Regions from separate parts of the Homo sapiens genome. Here region 1 is linked to region 2. Evidence: read pairs that join two places in POLR2A ChIA-PET (ENCODE). Cell type or tissue: MCF 10A. All regions are shown on one strand. Each heading gives the region's core, and the rest is flanking DNA. Links, peaks and the distances in the headings are about the cores only. Region 1 overlaps RERE (arginine-glutamic acid dipeptide repeats). Region 2 overlaps RERE (arginine-glutamic acid dipeptide repeats).

Region 1 (2,805 bases), core at 226-2,725, 150 kb after region 2:
ACTTAACGATGCTAACCAGGCCCGGTTATTTAGTGGGTGGTAAACGTGAAAGAAAAGTTTTACAAATTTTTTTTACTTGTTTTGGGAAACTCAGTTTTAATGTCGTCTTAATTAATTTTTTGACAGACTCTGGAAGAGAACTTGTCATTACAGACCCAGTTATCAAGAACCGAGAGCTCTTCATTTCTGATTACGTTGACACTTACCATGCTGCTGCCCTTAGGTAAGTACTGGAGACGTGCTCTTCCATGTGAAGGAGGAGTCACTGAGTGCAGGAGGTGGAGAGTAATTTCTCCTGATCTTTTAGTAGTCACTGTATTAATCAGACTCCTCTTTTGGCCTCAGTGAACATGCCAGTGTCCGCTCTGGATTGTTGAGATTGCAGAGGTTCTCCGTGTCTTCACTAATCTAGCTTTACTTCTCTCTCTCTTTTTTTTTTTTGATAATTTACTTTTTAATGCTGTTTCTATATTATTGTATCTTCATTTCCTTGGAAATTATTATCCTGGTATTGTTTGCTGAAGTATGTGGGTGAAATGTTCCGATGGGCCAGGTGTGGTGGCTCACATCTGTAATCCTGGCATTTTGGGAAGCTGAGGTGGGAAAAAGTGTTCTGATGGTCTGCAGTTTACTTTCTAAAGATTTAATTCCTGCCACTAGAAAAGACAGAGAAATGGATGAAGCAGATATGGCAGCGTGTAATTACTTGAGAACCCAGGCAAAATTTATAGAGATTTTCATTGAACTATTCTTCCATTTTCTGTATGTCTGAAAAATTTCCTACTATACAGCTTCATTGGCAGGGGGAGGAGATGGGTAGAAAGATATTGAAGATTTCATTCTGAGGCAGAAGGTAACATTCCAGCCAGTCATAATGTCTTCAGAAATTATGTCAAAAAAATGACCATGACATTTGCATCTTTGGGTATTTTCTGTCTCTTTCAAGAAAAGGATGCCCATAATGGCTCATTTTGTGTGTGTATGGCTGACTTTGTGCCTTTTAAGTGGTATAGGAAGTAAGACTACTGATATTCTTAAAACCCTTTCCTCACTGGAAATAAAGTGGTGAAAGACTACTTTTTTTTTGTTAAGTACTGTAATATGGTTTTAACAAAATACTAGGATTTTGGTAGCTTTTATCTTAAAACTACAATGAGTTACAATAATTTCTCCATTCTGATGCTCAGATGGTATTCAGGAAAACCACCTGGAGTCTTTTTTGCAAAGCTACATAGCTAAAGTCAGTTATTTCAAGGTAAATTAGTAGCAACTTTAGGGCAGGCTTTGGCAAGCTTTTCGGGTCAGCTGATGTTTCACATGGTATCTGTTGCAGTGACTCAGCTCAGCCATTGTGGCATAAAAGCAATAGACAACATGGAAATAAATGAAGTGGCTGGGCTGCAGTAAAACTTGATGGATATTGAAATTTGAGTTTCATTTAATTTTCATGTGTCAGGAAATATTCTTCTTTTGCTTTCTTTTTCAGCCATTTAAAAATGGGAAAACTCTTCTCTCAGGCCACAGGAAGCAGGCGGTGTGCCAGATATGGCTTTTCTGGCCATAGTTTGCCAACTCTGCTGTGGGGTATGGCATGGATGTAGTTAGGTTTGACTTCTTACAGGAATTTAGATGAATTTAGAGAGTTTCTCAGTGTTTTATAAACTTCTTGTGAACTTCCACAAGCTTTGTGTGACTTTTAAGATTGGCTTTCCAAGCTTAAGCTCACTTGCTGAACAAAGGAAGTTAATGCAGGGTTGATTATATTGATGGAACAGTTAAATTGTTACCTGGGACCAGTGACTTAATCCTGGAATATTGTTAGCTGGGACCAGTGACTTAATCCTGGAATATTGTTAGCTGGGACTGGTGACTTAATCCTGGAATATTGTTAGCTGGGACCGGTGACTTAATCCTGGAATATTGTTACCTGGGACCGGTGACTTAATCCTGGAATATTGTTAGCTGGGACCGATGACTTAATCCTGGAATATTTCTTGTCTTTTTTTTTTTTTTTTTTTTGAGACAGGATCTCGCTCTGTTGTCCAGCCTGGAGTGCAGTGGTGAGATTATGGCTCACTGCAGCCTCAAACTCCTGGGCTCAGGCAATCCTACCTCCCCAAGTAGCTGGGACTACAGGTGTGCACCACCACACCTGGCTAATTTTTGTATTTTTCATAGAGATGAGCTTTTACCATCTTGCCCAGGCTGGTCTTGAACTCCTAAACTTAAGCAATCCACCCACTTTGACCTCCCAAAGTGCTGGGATTGCAAGTGTGAACCACCGCACTCAGCCAAATCCTGGAATACTTCTTACACTGGTTTGCATACTCTTTCCTTCCTGTTTCCGTCTTGTCTCACGGGTTGAGGGAAAAGATTTTAATCGATTTAGAGTTTCAGTTGAACAAATATGTGAGATATGTAACTGTATTCAACATGTTTTGACATAAATGCTTAAAATCAACATATTTGAGTACTTATCATTGGTATTGAGATTTGTAGAATCTTTTTTTCTGAGACGGGGTGTTGCTCTGTCACCCAGGCTGGAGCTCAGTGGCTTGATCTTGGCTCACTTTACTGCAACCTCCGCCTCCTGGGTTCAAGTGATTCATTCTCCTACCTCAGTCTCCCGAGTAGCTGGGACTACAGGCATGTGCCACGATGCCCAGCTAATTTTTGTATTTTTAGTAGAGACAGGGTTTCACCATCTTGGCCAGGCTGGTCTTGAACTCCTGACCTCAAGTGATCACCCACCTCAGCCTCCCAAAGTGCTGGGATTACAGGCATGAGCCACCACGTCTGGCCCAT
Region 2 (2,805 bases), core at 212-2,711:
AACATGCATGTGCATGTCTGTTTGGCTGTCTGTGGCAACAAAGCAGGACCCCTGGGTTCTATTCAGCCTGGCCCCACCCCCATCTTGTTGAGAGACTATAGGCAAATCACTTTAATCTGTCTAAATTTCTCTGTTTATTGGAAAGAGAGTACCTGATAATGCAGCCACTTTATAGGGCCTTGGAAAGTCTAATTAACATTTATGAAGCTATTTGAGAGTTCCATGAAACTTGCCTGGAAGGGGAAAGGTGTAATAGTGAAGATACCAGAAGTAATCATTTAAATTTTCAGCTTGTACCTTTCTAATTTGGGTTGACACTGAGTGAACTTAATAGTTAGAATTTGTATTTTATAGGAATACATTTAAAAAATTCCTATACAATGTCTTTGGGAGGACAAAATGATCTTGGCTATCACCACTAGAGAATACATGCTTTAAATGTACTTTAATTTTAATAAAATTTAGCAAGTTGATATATATATTTTTTACCAGAATTAATTGTGGGTGGGTAAGAAATTAGTTTGAAATTAACAGTTGGTAATCTGTTAAGATTCACATAAAAATTGAATTAATGAGGGAGTTTGGAATCTGGTAGCTGGTAGGTTATATGTTTATTTAAAGCCACATGGTAAGGAATGTGCACTTATTTTGCTTCCTTATTAGATGAATTTCAATCATGCACAATTTAAGCTATGTCTTGTCTAACAGATGGATCTTTATTTACTTGTGGAAAAGGGATTGGTGAGATTTTTAAACAAATGGCTTGCAGAGAATTCTTAATGTGTAAGGAAAACTGGGGTCAGAAGTGTTCTTTGACACGAAACAATGCTGCTTTCTCCCGGTGCATCTTTGAAATAAATGTTTAGCTTGTCTGTGATTGTTGGTTGTTTCATCTGCATTTATTAGACGTCAGAGGTGGTTGGCATTAATATTCCTGGCAGAAGCAGAGGCAGCTCTAGGATGTGTGAAATGCTGATCACTCACAGGGATGCGCTGCCTCTTTAATATCTTGCTTGCAGATGCATTTTCTAGCTGACCACGCTATTAAGAGCTGCCATCAATCACGCAGGCTCCCAGTTCCGGCTGTCGGAGGGGAGGGAGGATTGGAGCGGGTGGAGGCTGGCCAAGCAACGAAGGAGATAAAATTGCAGCTGGCATTGTGTGTGCGCGCGCCCGCGGCGGCGGCCAGCAGGGGTGCGCGCGGAGCGGGCTGGGCTCCAGCCCGGGTTTTGCCGGCCGCCGCCGTCGCGGGGAGTCTGCTCTTTCTCTCCCGGCGTCTGGGTCACCGGCATGTGGCAGTGCTGGCCCGGCCTCCCGGGCTGAAGGAGTGCGAGCTGAGTGCCGCGGCCGTGGGCAGCAGGCTCGGGCCAGGGCGGCCGCCTCCCTAGCCGCGGGCGGGGCCCCGCGCGGCCACCGCCTCCCGGAGCCGCCAAGCCGCCGGGACCTGCGCCCGCGCCGCGGTGCCCTGCGGCCGCTCAGGCCTCCTTTTGTTTTAGCAAGTGCACTTCACTCCCCGGGCCCCCACCTGCCCGCCTGCGCCGCCCCTTTCCGCGGGTCCGGAGTTGGCGGGGCCCTGCGCCGGAGGAGGAGGACCAGGCCCGCGGGCTCAGCTCTCGCCGCCAGCGGGCCGCAGGCAAGTGGCCGGCGGCCTCGTGCGTCGAGGGGGACGCGAATCTCGGGCCAGAAAGTTGGACAAGTGCGGGCGGGGGGCTCGGGGTGGGTGCACGGAGTGTTCCAGCCGACCCTAGAAAGATGGAACTCGGGTGTTCCTAAGAATGATGATGGCTTTCCAGGAACGGGGAGTCAGTATTTGCCGTGTCCCATTGCATTTCTGTTGGGCTCACTAGTTTTTAAGTAGCCCCAAACTCTTGAAATCTCAGTTAATTAAATCGAACAGAAAACATTTTTTTGAGGGGGGAGAGAAAACACTATTTAAAAATACATGTATATGTATATATTTTTATTTTTTTCTTCTGAAAGGAAAGTGCTTTTGAAGCCGAGTATAATGCAGAAGTCGCTCTTTGATCAGAAACTTCATTGCTTTACTGTGGAATAAACAAGTTTAAAAATAAAATGAATTTGATGGACTTGATTTGAGGCTACTTAAGTGACAAATGAAATTTTCTTCTTGGACCGAACTACTGTTATTTTGCCAGAGTAGCTAAAATGCGGAGGTACTCTTGACGATTGTTTTACGTTTAAATTGTTAAAAGAATTTTTTAGTGTGGGATGCTGTCTTCCTTGTTTCTCCTCTCTTGTTTACTCAACTCTTGTTTTCTGAAACTGTAGGGAGACCTGCTTGACCACTTTTTGTTTGCTGAGAAGGAAACTCCTGTAATAGGTTACTTTGTTTTACTTGCAGCCCTTAAGCGTCCCTGGCGCACATGTGCCCCGCGCTCTGTGGGCATTGTTTGGCTGGAGGCCTCTCAGCCACACGGAAAATCTAAAAAATGGTCTGTGAATGAACACGGGTGTCTACAGAGAAATTCCATTTTCCCTTTGTGCCTCTGTGTTTTAAGATTGAGACACTGAGTAAAAGTTGAGAACAGATTTAACAAAGTCCTCACAATTCTGTGCCAAAATTACTGTTTTGAGTTCTGGCTTTTTTTTTTTTTTCCTCTTTCTGGAAACTCCAAATTTAAAGTAGACATGATTTGAAACCTTACAGATGGGAACAATATCCCATGTAAGCACGTTGATCTGTGGGCAATTATTTCCAGAAGCACAACCAACTCTACATTTTTATGCATGTGTTAGACTTGGGCTCTGAGAGGCAGTTGCCTTTCTGAATATTTACATTGCCTA

Evidence for each region. ChIA-PET counts read pairs that join two places held together with the same protein. Peaks named below come from ENCODE experiments on the same cell type or tissue, not always from the same donor. Only the 100,000 strongest peaks of a DNase experiment are listed, where the experiment ranks them.
Region 1: POLR2A ChIA-PET joins it to region 2 with 10 read pairs; 4 of 35 experiments call an interaction of 5 or more read pairs at or near these places.

What each region holds. Positions count from the first base shown.
Region 1 is chr1:8,553,893-8,556,697 of GRCh38, reverse strand. RERE (arginine-glutamic acid dipeptide repeats) reads left to right here. Exons shown (of 23, transcript NM_001042681.2): 6 at 127-223. Among named protein-coding and RNA genes, the nearest start is that of SNORD128, 60 kb to the right of the region's middle. In MCF 10A, for the core only: no CTCF peak of the experiment used is centred there; a DNase peak (open chromatin) is centred at 1,317.
Region 2 is chr1:8,701,883-8,704,687 of GRCh38, reverse strand. The region is part of intron 1 of RERE (arginine-glutamic acid dipeptide repeats); the gene reads left to right. Among named protein-coding and RNA genes, the nearest start is that of RERE, 110 kb to the left of the region's middle. RefSeq lists a silencer at 1,035-1,654. In MCF 10A, for the core only: no CTCF peak of the experiment used is centred there; a DNase peak (open chromatin) is centred at 1,187.